3 separate regions of the Homo sapiens genome follow, and all the other regions are linked to region 1. Evidence: chromatin loops called from intact Hi-C (ENCODE). Cell type or tissue: PC-9. All regions are shown on one strand. Region 1 holds the start of DAGARR (differentiation and growth arrest related lncRNA). Region 2 overlaps SLC12A8 (solute carrier family 12 member 8). Region 3 overlaps SLC12A8 (solute carrier family 12 member 8).

The links. A loop is a pair of places that touch in the nucleus more often than their neighbours do. Peaks named below come from ENCODE experiments on the same cell type or tissue, not always from the same donor. Only the 100,000 strongest peaks of a DNase experiment are listed, where the experiment ranks them.
Region 2: a loop joins it to region 1, with 7 times the contacts of the local background. A loop is called at or near these places in 35 of 110 quality-filtered maps.
Region 3: a loop joins it to region 1, with 7 times the contacts of the local background. A loop is called at or near these places in 33 of 110 quality-filtered maps.

Annotation. Positions count from the first base shown.
Region 1 is chr3:125,061,214-125,066,213 of GRCh38, forward strand. It overlaps DAGARR (differentiation and growth arrest related lncRNA), which reads left to right and starts at 198. Exons shown (of 2, transcript XR_007096044.1): 1 at 198-310; 2 at 658-2,860. In PC-9, no CTCF peak of the experiment used is centred here; a DNase peak (open chromatin) is centred at 2,068; H3K4me3 peaks cover 428 bases; H3K27ac peaks cover 1,206 bases.
Region 2 is chr3:125,113,854-125,118,853 of GRCh38, forward strand. It overlaps SLC12A8 (solute carrier family 12 member 8), which reads right to left. Exons shown (of 14, transcript NM_024628.6): 8 at 4,916-5,000. Among named protein-coding and RNA genes, the nearest start is that of MIR5092, 35 kb to the right of the region's middle. In PC-9, no CTCF peak of the experiment used is centred here; a DNase peak (open chromatin) is centred at 3,008; H3K27ac peaks cover 1,287 bases.
Region 3 is chr3:125,126,607-125,131,606 of GRCh38, forward strand. All of the region lies in intron 6 of SLC12A8 (solute carrier family 12 member 8), which reads right to left. Among named protein-coding and RNA genes, the nearest start is that of MIR5092, 22 kb to the right of the region's middle. In PC-9, no CTCF peak of the experiment used is centred here; DNase peaks (open chromatin) are centred at 2,555 and 3,125; H3K27ac peaks cover 2,775 bases.

The DNA.
Region 1 (5,000 bases):
ACTGGAAAGGAGCCACTGAGAGATAGGAGAAAACCCAGGAGAAGGTTACATCACCCCAGCAAAGGGAAGGAGATCCTGGCTCACAGTGTGCAATCCTGCCGAAAGGTCAAGTGAGGTGAAGACTGAAAATAGCCATTCGTTTTAGCAACATAGAAGTCACTGGTGATCATAACAAAAGTGACTTCAGAGGAGTGTTCAGAGCAGAATCCACATGGAGAACAGTGGGAGGAGCGAGAGCTGAGGAAGCCGAGCTGGTGGAGATAACTTTTCAAGAGAGTTTGGCTCTGAAGGGGGAGAGTGAGCTGGGACAGTAAGTACAGGGGAATGAGTAGAGGGGAGTTCTTGTTTTTAGGGGGAACATTTGGACGTGAAAATGGTCTGTGTGGGAGGGAGAAAGTCAAAGGTGATGGGATAAGGTTTCTGAGAAGCAGGAGGGGATGGACTCCGTAGCCCAGGTGGACAGACTGGCCTGGGAGGAGGAAAAGAGGAGAGCGTGGGGCACTGCAGGGCCTGGACTTCCCTCTGGGGACTTCAGTTTTCTTGGTAAAGTAGGGGACTTGACTTGTAAGAGAGGCTACTTGCTGTGAGTGGAGGGAATGTAGGGGCGGGCCTGAGGGATTTGAAATTTTGAGAAACACCAATGTATTCTTTTCCTAGAGCTGCTGTAACAAAGTCCCACAAACTGGGTGGCCTAAAACAACAGAAATGTATCCTGTCACTGTTGTGGAGGCTGGAATTCTGAAATCAAGATGTCAGCGGAACCATGCTCCCTCTGAAGGCTCCAGGAGAGAGCTCTTCCTTGCCTCTTCCTAGCTTTGGCGGTGGTTGGCAATGCTTGCTGTTCCTTGGCTTGTAGCCCCTGCCTCAATCATCATGTGGTCTTCTTCCCACTGTGTGTGTCTGTCTTCACATGGTCTTCTTAGAAAGACGCTGTTACTGGATTTAGGACCCCTTATAATCCAGTCTGATCTTATTTTATTCACATCTGCAAAGACGCTATTTTCAAATAAGGTCACATTCACAGATACCAGAAGTTAGGGCTTGAACATATCTTTTGGGGAGACATAATTCTATCCATTATCATTAAGACATTTAGAAATGGTTGTAGAGAGGGAGAGAAATGTCCGAGCATGCCCAGCGCTGTCACGGGCCCATGGGGACTGGTGAAGATAAACCAATAGTGAGAGTATGCTGCGGCATCAGCTGCTCTCCCACTTGCTCCTCTCTGCTGACCGGCATCCTTGGGCAGAGCTGGGGCACCCCAGCCCTCTCCTGCTGCAGGGCAGGTTTCCCTCCCACAAGAACAGAACCTTGTGACCTCTCTTGACTCTTCCTCCCTTCCTGCCTCAGCCTCCATCTCTGCCTCCCATTCAGTCCCTTTCTCTGCCCCAAGGTACATGAAGAACTCTTGAAGACAGGAGCTGCAGAGCTGGCCCCACAGCACCAGAGATGTCACAGAAGAGCAGAATTCCAGCCCTCCATGGCACATGGGCTACATCTGCACTATTTTGTTCAGAGCTCCAAGAAGCAGGTGCATTGGGATTTTCACCAAAGAACGAAAGGAATAAACCCATCTCCCTATTTTTAACCCCCCAGAAGAAGCCTTATTCTCTCCTTTCTGGAATGTCAGGACCAGTGTCATTTTGTCCAGGCTGCATTGACCTCTTTGCTGGACCCCGGGCATAGGGAGCCCTTGCTGCTTCTCCACCCACCAGTGCTGAGCTCCGGGGGTGTTTGCCTTGCAGGTCCAAGGTGAGAATGTAAACACTGCAATTCCTCTGAAAACTGGCTGGAACCTCCTCCAGGGAGGAAGGGTTGCTCATGGGCTGGCCAGGCTCCCAAACATCATACACAGCAACCCGGAGCTCCAACTTAACACAGCTTGGGGCAGGTCCTCAAATGACCTTCCGTTTCTTGTCTGCCCATCTGAGAGGACCATTCCATTCCAAACAACATTCCTTTGATAAAAGTGGTTACACACTGTAAACATCAATGAGCCAGGAACATTCTCCGGTGCAACAGGATTCTGATAAAGCAGTCCTATTTTGCAAAACCTTCCAGTGTGAAACATCCTCCCCACAGCAAGCAGGGAAATTCCTGGGATGCCACAACATTGGGCAGAGTGTCCAGGGCCCCAGGGAAGGAGCAGAAAGTCTAGAGGTGGAGCTCCCATTGTGGGCAGAGGGACCTGAGTTTTCAATCATCTGTTCATCAGTCACTCACTCAACAAATATTTGCTGAACATGTCCCAAGCGCCAGGCTCTGATGGAGTCACTGGAAATGCAGTGTTTCCACATGACTGCAAAGCTCCCCTGACTTTCAAAAAGCAGCAATGATTTCCTCTCCCCACACAGTCCAGGTTGACAGTCGGGTGCAATATCCACACGCCTCTCTACCTCACTCCCTCTGTGAGTCTGGATGTGTTCTTCTTCCTCTCCAGCCCCCTGGGCCCTCATTCTGTTGGCTTTTCTGCTGTCACTCTCTGTTCGCAGGTATCTCTTCTTGAGTCTGTTTCTGGGTCTCTCAGTCTCTATTCTTCAAGTCTCCCTTTGTGTCACCAAGTGCTTCCCAGCCTAGCCACTCCTCTACCTCTCCATCAGTCTGCCTTACTTCCAATCAATTCATCCCCATTTTTTTCTCCTTCCCTCTTCTGTTTCTTCTCCTTAAGTGACTGTTGATACAGAACTAGATACATTTTTCTTAGGTTGGTGGAATAGACTTTCACATTCTCTGGTGTTTAGTTCTAAAATTGATTGAAAAATGTTTGTATTCTTTAGTGTTGTCTGAATTTCTTATAAGAGTATGTGTAATTCTTTAAAACTGTTTATTAAAATACGATGCCTATATTAGTCCATTTTCATCCTGCTGTGAAGAAGTTCATGAGACTGGGTAATTTATAAAGAAAAAGAGGTTTAATGAACTCACCGTTCCACATGGCTAGGGAGGCCTCACATTCATGGCAGAAGGCAAAGGAGAAGCAAAGTCACATCTTACATGGCCGCAGGCAAGAGAGTGTGTGCAGGCGAACTGCCCTTTATAAAACCATCAGCTCTCGTGAGACTTACTCACTATCATGAGAACAGCATGGAAAAACCCACCCCCATGATTCAATTACCTCCCACCAGGTCCCTCCCATGACACATGGGGATTATGAGAGCTACCATTCAAGAAGAGATTTGGGTGGGGACAAAGCCAAACCATATCAATGCCCGTGAAAAAGTGCCCATGAAATGCCATGCAGAGCTCCAAGAATCTCACTCACTGAACACACTTGTGTAGCCACATCTTGGACTAAAACTTGCTTATGTTGCCTTTCAATATTCTCCCCCACATGCGTCACCACTGCCCTCACTTCTCTCAGCATGGACTCCTGTCTTTGATAAAAGACCAAATCCCTGGTTTTGTATGTTATGGAAGTGAAATGCAGTCATATGGATTAGTTTGTGTCTAGCTTCTACTGTTCAGGACTTCACGCTCTTTGTTGCATGTAGGCATGGACTCTTCATTGTCTTTGTGAGGTGGTGGCCATTGTGGGGCTATCCCGCAATTTCTCTTCAGTTGTTAATAGGTATTAGGGTAGTTTCCATTTGCAGCTGTTACAAATAGGCTGCTGTTAAAATTCATGTATGTGTCTTTTGATGGCATGTATTACTGTTATAATCAGGAAAGAACAAAGAAAACTATTTCCATTTGGAAAGATGGGGATGGCCAAGTGGGATGTTTTCATAAAAGGGCTCTGGAGTACGAGACAGAACACGAGTCTTCCTTCTGGCTTCTCTATTCTCTAGTTCTACAACTTTAGGCCAATCAGTTAACCTCAGTGAGTCTCAGTTTTCTTATCTGTAAAATATGAACGGTAATGCCTGTCATTGGTAGGCATTACTACCTCACAGGGTAACTGTAACAATCAAATGAGATGATGGATATGAGGAAAAAAATTTTTAAGGTGTCATGCAAAAAATAATGACCAGGTGTGGTGACTCATGCCTATAATCCTAATGCTTTGGGAGGCTTAAGCAAGAGGATTGCTAGAGCCCGGGAGTTCAAGACTAGCCTGGGAAACATAGTGAGACCCTGTCTCTACAAAACTAAAATGAAATAAAAATTAGTCAGGCATGGTGGCATGCACCTGTAGTCTCAGCTACTTTGGAGGCTGAGGCAGGATCGCTTGAGTCCAAGAGTTCAAGGTTACAGTGAGCCATGATCATGCAACTGCACTCCAGCCTGGGCAACACAGCAAGACCCTGTTAAATAATAATAATAATGTATTTATTTCTCTTATTAAAGAAAAAATTAACAGCAACAATGTGATGCTCTTATCTGTTTTAAAATTTTGAACTTTTGACTTTCATTAGACATGAGAGCTCCCGAATCCCTGATCCACTGTGGGCCACAAAAGAGAAATGTCTCAAAATGTCCAATCTCCAAAGGTCTATATTTCACATGAGCAAGTGGGAACATGTGGCCTGTGCCATGTTTTTCCCCTTCCAGGTGGCTCGCATTAGTTGGGGGCTCCTGGTCTAGATGAGCAACAGAAAACCCCACCGAGGATGCACCGAGGATGCACAGAGGAAAAACCCACAGAGGAAAAACCCACAGAGGATGCACAGAGGATGCACAGAAGGCCAGGTCTGGACCTGTCTTCAGACACCAGCCAGTGCCCCATCCTCTACCTTACACTGCCCAACCTCATATAGCAAGGATCTGACGAGAGTGGGCAGGAGACAGGACTCCATGTCTGCTGACCATCAGAGCCAATCTAAGACTCTTCACTCTCCGCCAGCATGGATCATCTGTTAGTTTATGCGGGCTGTTGGAGTCCACACACTGGTGAAGATAGGCAGGGCACCCTCCCACCCAAGTTCTTCCTCCCCATCCACCCAAAACAAACCTTGTGTCCTGAGGCTCATGCCGTGAAATGTGTTGTTTCCTCAGGCCTCACCCGGATGGTTTCTACAAGGGGAGACCTCGAGCAGCCAGCCCACAGATTCTTTGTGAGC
Region 2 (5,000 bases), 53 kb after region 1:
ACTTGAGCTTCGGTCATTGAGGGACTCTGCTCATTCATTGGCTGCTCTCTTCTCTCAAAGGACTGGATTTAAAGTCATTTGCAAGGCGCTCATTCTGTCTCATCTAATTGCGGTGACCCCTGACATAACTGGGGAGTGCACCCTAAAAACCTTTACAATCCCAAGTGTATTAATAAGGCCGAGTCTCAACAACGCTTTTTTTCCTCCCACATCTCATTTCTAGAGTCATGAGTTTCCTAACATCTCCACGCTCCATGAATTGATCAACATCTCAACTTTCAGTCAAGTTTTACCTCTCACTTGAGAGCCATTTTCCATAATGAGACCTAGTCTGCTTCCCTTCCTGAGAGGCAGGACTGTGTCCACGATGGAGGGCAGAGGACACTCAGGCTGGCCCACTCCCAGGTGCTGAGTGGCCCACTAGGCTCACTCCCCAGTTACCAGCGCTGTCCCATCCCCATCTTCCCTGTACAGCTTGTGTCATGAGCTTCCAAGGTCCCTCTTGAATATGTGAAACCATGACTATTAAATCCAGGAATCAGAGTTTGCTCTGTGGGATTACCCAGTTTTAGGGGGGTTTTGTATTTTTGAGACAGAGTTTCGCACTGTTGCCCAGGCTGGAGTGCAGTGGCACGATCTTGGCTCACTGCAACCTCCGCCTCCTGGGTTCTAGCGATTCTCTTGCCTCAGCCTCTCGAGTAGCTGGAACTACAGGCATGCACCACCACGCCTGGCATATTTTTGTATTTTTTGGTGGAGATGGGGGTTTCACTGTGTTGGCCAGGCTGGTCTTGAACTCCTGACCTCAAGTGATCTGCCCGCCACGCCCTCCCAAAGTGCTGGGATTACAGGCATGAACCACCCAGATTCCCTAGTCTTAACAATAATACTTTTGGGATATTTTTCCTTCTTAGATTGCTCTTATTTTGCTAGTTAGCAAGCCCCAGGGCTCCTAAGGTATTTGGCCTTTTTTATTTGTAATAAACATCTGTTTCCTGGACTGTATACGAGTTTATTCTGAAACATTTAATCTATTTAATTTCACCCCAACTAACACTGTTTATACAATTCCTTTTCTAACTAAATAATACTGAGATTGACTGTTCTGGCTTTTCTATTAAATATGGTGGATTTGTGGGGAGAAAATGTGTTCCTAAAATAAATGTCTTGATCTGTAAGGGTATGCCCATAAGGAGTGTGGAAGGGAGTTAAAATTTAGTTAGCATCTGCTATGTGCCAGGTAAAATGTATTATAATTAGCACCTACTACATGCTTTCATGGGTTATCTCAGAGCCACCACTGTATACAAGATGTTTAAGAACACACATACACCTGAGAGCTGGGAGAAAGTTCCTCTGCAGTGGGGATAAAAAGTAAAAAGACGTCGCCGGGCGCAGTAGCTCATCCCTGTAATCCCAGCACTTTGGGAGACTGAGGCGGGTGGATCACCTGAGGTCAGGAGTTCGAGACCAGCCTGGCTAACATGGTGAAACCCCGTTTCTACTAAAAATACAAAAAATTAGCCAGGCATGGTGGCATGTGCCTGTAATCCCAGCTACTTGGGGGGCTGAAGCAGGAGAATCACTTGAACCTGGGAGGTGGAGGTTGCAGTGAGCTGAGATCATGCCATTGCACTCCAGCTTGGGCAACAAGAGCAAAACTCCATCTCAAGAAAAACAAACAAAAAAAAAAAGTAAAAAGACGCTTCTTAGAGAAACTGTGAGTTGAGAAGCCAAATAATTAGAAATAGATCAGAGAAGCTGCAGGAAACCCAGAAAGAAACAGATTAACTGACCAGCTGCAGATCAGTAGAAAGGAATCCAGGGCAGCCTGCAGCCATTGAAGATAATTGTTCTGGCAGAAAGCCCCCGAGAGAGAGGAGTGCATTTGGGAGCTGCTTGTGAACGAGCGCCAAGGAGAGTATGTCAGAGACCCACCCTGTCTCAGTGTCCAGAGGTGATGCGCGGGGCACACATACAGAAGAGGCCTTTTTTCAGGCCCAGGAAAGCTCAGAGATGCGCCGGCTCAGAACTGAAGCCACAAGTAAGACAGGAAGCTGAGGTGAACAGGTTATCAGGGTGGCCGGTTGTGTCAAGTGACCAAAGTAAAGAAACTCCGCCCTTGCACCTCCCAACCAGTGTAGGTTGCACCCTCCCATTCTCCAGGTACTGCCAGTAAAAACATCTGTGGCCCAATCTACTGCCTGAGCACGGTACCTGCTACTGCAGCGGAGTCAGTCCCAAGGAGCGACACCAGTGAGCAGGAAAGCAGAAAAGGTGTGGGAGGAAACTCCTGTGTGGTCCCCTTTAGGGGGTGGGTAGTGGGAACCAGAAGACCCAGGTGCTGCTATTTTGAAGTCATCAGGGTCGGTTCCATCACTGCTTACTGACTTGCTGCACCTGCCCATTTCTACTGAGAACCAAGAGCAGTAGCTTTGTTCCTTTATAGGCTTTACAATGGTCTCTTCCAGGGAATGGTCTCTTGTCCTCTCCGAAAACTAAATCTCCACATTTCATCCCAGTGTGTGCATAATTACATTCCCAAGTGTCATTGCTGGGCCTGATGAAGCAGGTGCCCCCAGCTGGCTAAGTGCTTGCCTACCTGCTCATTGTCGGGACAGGTGGCATTCCACAGGAGGCTCCCCCGGTTTGTGTGCCTATCATTAGGTGTGGGATTTCCACCCACAAAGGCTCTCATGTGCTGTCTCTGGGCTGTTTTTACCCTACTGCTGTTTGTGGCCTTCCTTAGATACAAAGCTGCCTGCCCTCCCATATACCTACTCTGATCATTCCCTTGAAAAACAGGGGAAGGAGAGGAGGGAGGAGAGCTGCGGCCCAGGGGATAATCAGATCAGAGTCCCTAAAGGGTGGAAGGACCTCTGTGAAGGAAAGCATGAGAAAGGAACTTTAGAAGCAGGCAGAGCTGGTCAGCCACTGGCAAGCTGCAGATGAGCAGGAAGCATTTCCCTCGGTCAAACCAGCCTCACCCAGTCTGCTCCCTGAGGCCTTCAATTCCTGTAATGCAGCCAAGCTTTTCATTCCACAACTAGAGAACAGGCCCTTGGGAGTGAAACTTCAGACGGAAGCATGCATGTAGATACAAATGAGGGCTATAGATTCCTGCCCTGAGAGCAAACCTTGCCACCTGGGGGTCTGTGACCTTGGGTACTGGAAAGTGGGTATCAGTTCTCTCACTAACTGAACTGTACTGCCTTCCAAAAAATCTGCTTTTATACTAAGGGCAAGACCCTTGAAAACAAATAATCACCTTTGCATGGGTGCCTACAAGCCTTAAAAAGAAACCTGTGCTAATGTGAAAACCAAGCTCAAACATATCTCTCAAAAGAAAATTCAGAGTTTCCTGCCCCAGGTTGCCCCAGGCACTGGCCCTCCATTAAGACCAGCAGGGCTGCTTTGCAAAGCCTCACACCAAGAGAAAATGGTAGTCTATCCTAAAATATAGGGGCTCATGCCTGTAATCCCAGCACTTTGGAAGGCTGAGGTGGGAGGATCACTCAAAGCCAGGAGTTTGAGACCAGCCTGAGCAACATGGCGAAACCCCGTCTCTACAAAAAATTGAAAAAAAAAAAAAAATAGCTGGGTGTGGTGGTGCATGTCTGTAGTCCTGGCTACTTGGGAGGCTGAGGTGGGAGAATCACCTGAGCCCTGGAAGTTGAGGCTGTAATGAGCCATGTTCACGTCACTGTACTCTAGCCTGGGTGACAGAGTGAGACCCTGTCTTTAAAAAGTTAAAATTAAAATATTAAAATTTAAAATACATAAAATATAAGCAGTGATACTCAGGAGTTCACAGAAAAACTCCCTAACCAACTACATTTCTCTGAAAAATGATGGGAATCTCAGGGTCTACTTTTTCTCCAAGAACTTAAAGGAGGGTGGGAGTTTTTGGGGATTTCCAGAAAAATATCTGGAAATCTTATTCATGTGGCTTCTAGGATGCCAAATAAATGTCCTTGATGTCAGATGACCTCCAGCCAATGCCAGGAATTCATTAATCTTCTCCTGGCAGGGTGCAGACTCTAGAAACAAAGATGTTGCAGCCAAATCAACCCAGAATGTCTGAGACTCTCAGGAAAGCCAAAGGGGTCAAGGACCTGAGGGACAAGGAGGGCCTCGGCCCTCACCCTGGCACTGGGCTTCCGCCCGCTCCCTCCACGTCTGCCTGTCCAGCCTCCTTCTCCACTTGCCACTTCTGAGCAGCACATTTGATTCATTGTGGAAGGTGAAGCTATTAGCAAAAGTGAGGCACTTGCTTAACTGGGAATTTGGGGTGAGCAGATTCTTCTGTTTCTGTCCTGATTTTTGACAGGAAGAGATGTCCCCATTATCTAGCCCCTCATATTTGTGAATCCCTCTGGGCATCATTATCTGTTTCTAGAAATCCCTAAGCAGGGCCTGTACCTTTTCCATCATGTCTCTTCCCCACCACAACCCAACACTTCAGTCCTGGGCTAGAGACTATATGAAGGCTGGGCGTGGTGGCTCACGCCTGTAATCTCAGCACTTTGGGAGGTCAAGGTGGGAGGATCACTTGAGGCCAGGAGTTTAAGACCAGCCTGGGCAACATGGTGAGACCTCATCTCTACCAAAAAATTAAAAAAAAAATTAGCCCAGCATGAGGGCATGCCCCTGTAGTCCCAGCTACCTGGCGGTCTGAGACAGGAGAATTGCTTGAGCCTGGAAGGTTGAGGCTACAGTGGGCTGAGATTGCAACACTGCACTCCAGCCTAGGCAACAGAGTGAGACCCTGTCTCAAAAAATAAATTAATTAAATTTTAAAAAGACTATATGGATTCCCAGACAGTACTGCAAGGGGAAGGTGGCCATTTGTTGGTGAGAACAAATAAATGACTCCGGCAGACTGAGCCCTTGGAGTAGCGCAGGCCTCACTCACCTTTTCCGCTATCAGGAAGTCATAGCGAAGGGCCTCTCGAGTGCAGATGGCGCCCAGGAGGAAGACGAAGATGATGTACAGAAAC
Region 3 (5,000 bases), 65 kb after region 1:
AAAATGAAGATTAGTAGGAAAAGAAAATCCCAACAGTTTTTCTAGGCTTTTCAGGTTCCTGTTAGTTCATAAAGGACTACTTACTCTTTCTCAAGGAACTTCCAAGATTCCTCCTGGGGACTTTTCAATCCAAATCTGTGTCCTCAGAAACTCTTCAACTTTTTCTTTCCATTTATAGCTTAATCGTTTCTCTGCTGCCTGTTTTCTAAGTTCATAACTTTATTTTTCTTTCTTATGAAGGTAGACTACACATGCACTAACGTGCCCAAGTCTCATCTGCTGCCTTTTTTTTTTTAACTGAAAAAAGGGATCTATTACTGTTTGGTGGCAATGTGGCTCTGAGCCCTGCTTTCCTCACCTGTAAATGGGGATTATACTGTTTGCTTTGCAGGACTGTGGTGAAGTTGGAACAGATATTCATAAGCACCTAGCACAGTGGCTGGCACCTTGTAGGTGCTAAATAAATGCTCACCCAGGAGAGATGGGCTCTGCTCCTTACTCAGAAATCCCTCAGATTCCTAAAGACTGGTCTGCCTCTCTTTACCTTCCTTCTGATTTCCAAACCCCATTCCTTTCCCATACCTGGCTTGTTGGTTGGTTTGTTCAGCTGTTCCTGCAGAAATCTCTAAACCTGTCTTGCTCTGTTCTTGGAGCAAAACTTGTGAGTTTCCCTCCCTCTCAATGTTTTAGAGATGCTGCTGGGACAGACAGTGTCAAATAATGCAACTTTCCAACTCCAGGACCCAGGCAAGATTTATTGGCTTCTGGATGAGGGGCGGCACCAACATTATGTGTTCTCTCTTTATGGGAAGCAACGGGGTTTACCGCTTACTGGCTGGGAGATGTTGGGGAAATAACCTCTCTAAATCTTTGTTTCCTCATCTGTAAAATGGGTAAATAATAGAACCTGTGGGAGGATCTAGGTTCCATGCGGCCTGAAATTTTTTTGAAAGTACAAAATTATGAATATAAAATTAGGAACAAGGCTTTGGAAGGAGCTCACGCAAGTGAGGGACCTTGAAGCCCAGGCTTCAACCACTTCATGGCAGCCCTGTGTCTGATGGAACCAGTCAGGCTGTGGAGAAGTTTAAACAGAAAACTATACATAAAGTGCTTAGTGGCTGACATAATAGGTTATTGTAATGATAATAAGTATTGTCGATATTTATAATTGTTTTGATAAAAACTGTTGATATGTATAATTATTTTGATAAAACAATTATAAATTAATTCCATAAATAAAATTACAAAAAATAGACATGTATAATAATTATAAAACTTTTTTTTTTGAGACGGAATATCACTTTGTCGCCAGATTGGAGTGCAGTGGTGTGATCTTGGCTCACTGCAACCTCCACCTCCCGGGCTCAAGTGATTCTCCTGCCTCAGCCTCCAGAGTAGCTGGGACTACAGGCATGTACCATGCTTGGCTAATTTTTGTATTTTTAGTAGAGACAGGGTTTCACCATGTTGGCCAGGATGGTCTTGATCTCTTGACCTCGTGATCTGCCCGCCAACCTCCCAAAGTGCTGGGATTACAGGCATGAGCCACCGTGCCCGGCCTAAGCTTATTTTTATTTTTTTTTTTTTTTGAGACGGAGTCTCGCTCTGTCGCCCAGGCTGGAGTGCAGTGGCGGGATCTCGGCTCACTGCAAGCTCCGCCTCCCGGGTTCACGCCATTCTCCTGCCTCAGCCTCCCAAGTAGCTGGGACTACAGGCGCCCGCCACTACGCCCGGCTAATTTTTTGTATTTTTAGTAGAGACGGGGTTTCACCGTTTTAGCCGGGATGGTCTCGATCTCCTGACCTCGTGATCCGCCCGCCTCGGCCTCCCAAAGTGCTGGGATTACAGGCGTGAGCCACCGCGCCCGGCCTTTTTTTTTTTTTTTTTTAAGACAGGGTCTCACTCTGACACCCAGGCTGGAGTGCAGTGATGCAATCTTGGCTCACCGCAACCTCTGCCTCCCAGGTTCAAGCAATTTTCCTGCCTCAGCCTCCCGAGTAGCTGGGACTACAGGCTTGAGCCACTGCACCCAGCCAAAGCTTCCTTCTTGTCTCCTGTTTCTGCCCATAAGTCCATCAGAATGAAGGGAGTGGAGTGAGCCCCCATCTTCAGACTGTCCCTACTTGGGGCTCTCTAGTCCTTAAACATGGGAACCCCATTCTGATCCAGCAGGTTCTTGTCCTCTCACTCACAAGACACATAACTTGTGAGGAGACCCAGGGGACGCCTAGGAGGGGGGAATGGGGGAAGTAGGCCAGAGGAGGGGTGAGCACTAACAGCCGGGCTGAGGGGCCTGGAGACAGCCAGCCAATTGGAGGGCCCAGCAAATTCCCAGAGCTTCCCAGGGTGTGTACATGAGCAGGAGAGAGGAGTCAGGCCCAGGGAGGTCAAAGGGCATCACAGAAATAGCTGGGTTCTTGAAAAGGAAGGTGACTGTGGACATTTCAGTAAAGGCTGTAGGTTTCCTACCACATTTTTTCGTGCTGGGTGTGGTCAACCACAGGCCCATGTGTTGGCTGTGGCCAAAGAGGCCCTTATCCCTTCCAGTAAGAGTTTAGAATCTGGGAACAAGGGTTACAGGACTTCACATGACTGATATTCTTTTCAGTGAATTTCCATTTCCTAGTTCCTCTGTGAATCGTGTTCCTGGATCCCTGGAGTGGCTGCATCCACATGGTATGTGTGAAACCCTGGAGAGGAGATGTCTGCTTCTCAGGGAAAGTTTGGTAGTGGAGCTTGGAGAAGGAATGCACTTTGAGAAGGAATGCACTTTAAGAAGCAAAGCAAGTACAGCATCCACTCCAAGCTCCCCCCACTCCACCCCTGCAGCCACCAGCACAGGGTGTAATGGAGAAGAGTGCAGTGAGGGGGCAGGGGGACAGCTTCCTAAATCCAGAGGAGCACCAGACCGAATCTCCAGCCGCTCTTCCCAGGAAGCTGCCTGCCCTTGGGATAAAATATCTGAAGTAACTTAACCATCATATCTCTGTCAGGAGGATGGGGGGCTGGGGACAGAAGGGTTTGTTCATCAAAACTCTCTCCTCGCCACAGTCTGGAGGTTCTCTTGTTCCAGAAGAGGATGGTGTTGGAGGGAACCCCAGCCATGACTCACTCGGAGCTAATCCTTAGCAAATCTATCACCATGGAAACTGCCAATCATCCATGCTTTTCATAGCTTAACCGAACATCTGCCAGGAGACAGCAAGTCATACAAACCATTCGTCCTGCCTATTGTGTTTACAATTGGGGCCCTGAAAAACAGAGACAGAGACACGGAGGGCAGCTCTCCACAGCAGGGTGACGGCCCAACTCTGGCCACTAATCAGCTTCGTGACCTCTGTCGGGTCCTTCATAAGCTCCTCTGCACCCCTCCTCCCCAGCTGGTAAAATAAAGGATCAGATCAATGATTCTTCACCTCAGTTGGGCCAATGAGAGTGAGAGGGACAGGAAAGCAGGTCCCCTAAGAGGGGTGGGGCAGAGAGGCCTGTGTAGTTACAATCTATGCGCTATTATCATTTTACATTTGAAAGCTTTCAAAATAATACTCATAATTTAAATCACAGAAAATAAATCTTGACTCATCGTCTTAGGTAGCTATAGCTTTTTCAGCGGAAGGACAACGACACTCCATCTCTGAGCCAGAATGTCCAGTGTCTGTGAGGCTTTTAGTATCATTATCAAAAGTGAATATAGGCCAGGCATGGTGGCTCATGCCTCTAATCCCAGCACTTTTGGAGGTGGGAGGTCGAGGCGGGTGGATCACTTGAGGTCAAGAGTTCGAGACCACCCTGGACAACATGGCAAAACTCCATCTCTACTAAAAATACAAAAATTAGCCAGGCATAGTGGCATGCTGTTGTAATCCCAGCTACTCAGGAAGCTGAAGCACGAGAATCTCTTCAACCAGAGAGGCAGAGGTTGTAGTGAGCTGAGATCACACCACTGCACTCCAGCCTGGGTGACAGAGCGAGACCCTGTCTTAAAAAAAAGAAAAAGAAAAAGAAAAAGAAAAAGAAATACGGATTAAAAAGACAAAAGCTTGGGAGTTGGACTAGCTGATCTCACATGTGAGTCCAGCTCATACTCTGGGCTACTGGGTGGCACCTTCAAGCCTCAGGCTGCTGCTAACTCCTGCCTGGAGGGAGAAGCTGGAGGGGAGGCTCACCGCCCCCTTCCCCCACTCACACCAGGCATCCTCTCTCTTAGGAAAGCCAGCCGTGGGAGCAGAGTGGAGGGGCACATCAGGGCCACATTGCCAAGACAAACCCCTGGTGCACCTGAGGACGCCCGAGACATTCCCTGCACAGTGTGACCAGGCAAAGAGGCCTTCTGCCCTGCCTCTAGGGTAAATGCTAACCTGGTATCTTGGCCCAGGGGTCTTCACTCAGTGGGGACACTGCCAGGCTCCAGAGAACACTCAGATGGTTTTCAATTTGTGTGTGGAAGGAAAGAGGAAGAGAGGCTGGGAAACATCATCAGATGTTAACTTTGTTTAATTCCCTCTGTTTTTCCCTTTTCCTTTTCTGTCCATTCAGGAGGAAGCTGACCTATATTCTCTTGTCTTGTGGGAGACAAGAGGCAGAGAGGAAGCAGAATTTGCCTGTGCACTGTTTTGGCTTCTGTTTCTCAAAAGCCTAGGTCCTTAGAAGATTTTGGAGGGAAACAGAAAAGAAACAGCAGAATCGCTGGGGAAAACATGAGGCGACAAGGAGAAAAACTATCACACAGTTTGTGGGGCCACATAAAAATACAAATGCAGAATCAAAAATTATTAAGATTTTTTTTTTATTTTTTGAGACAGAGTCTTGCTCTGTCACCCAGGCTGGAGTGCAGTGGCACGATTTCAGCGCACTGCAATCTCTGCCTCCCAGGTTCAAGTGATTTTTCTGCCTCAGCCTCCCTGAGTAGCTGGGATTACAGGCATGCCCTACCACACCTGGCTAATTTTTGTATTTTTAGTAGAGATGGGGTTTCACCATGTTGGCCAGGCTGGTCT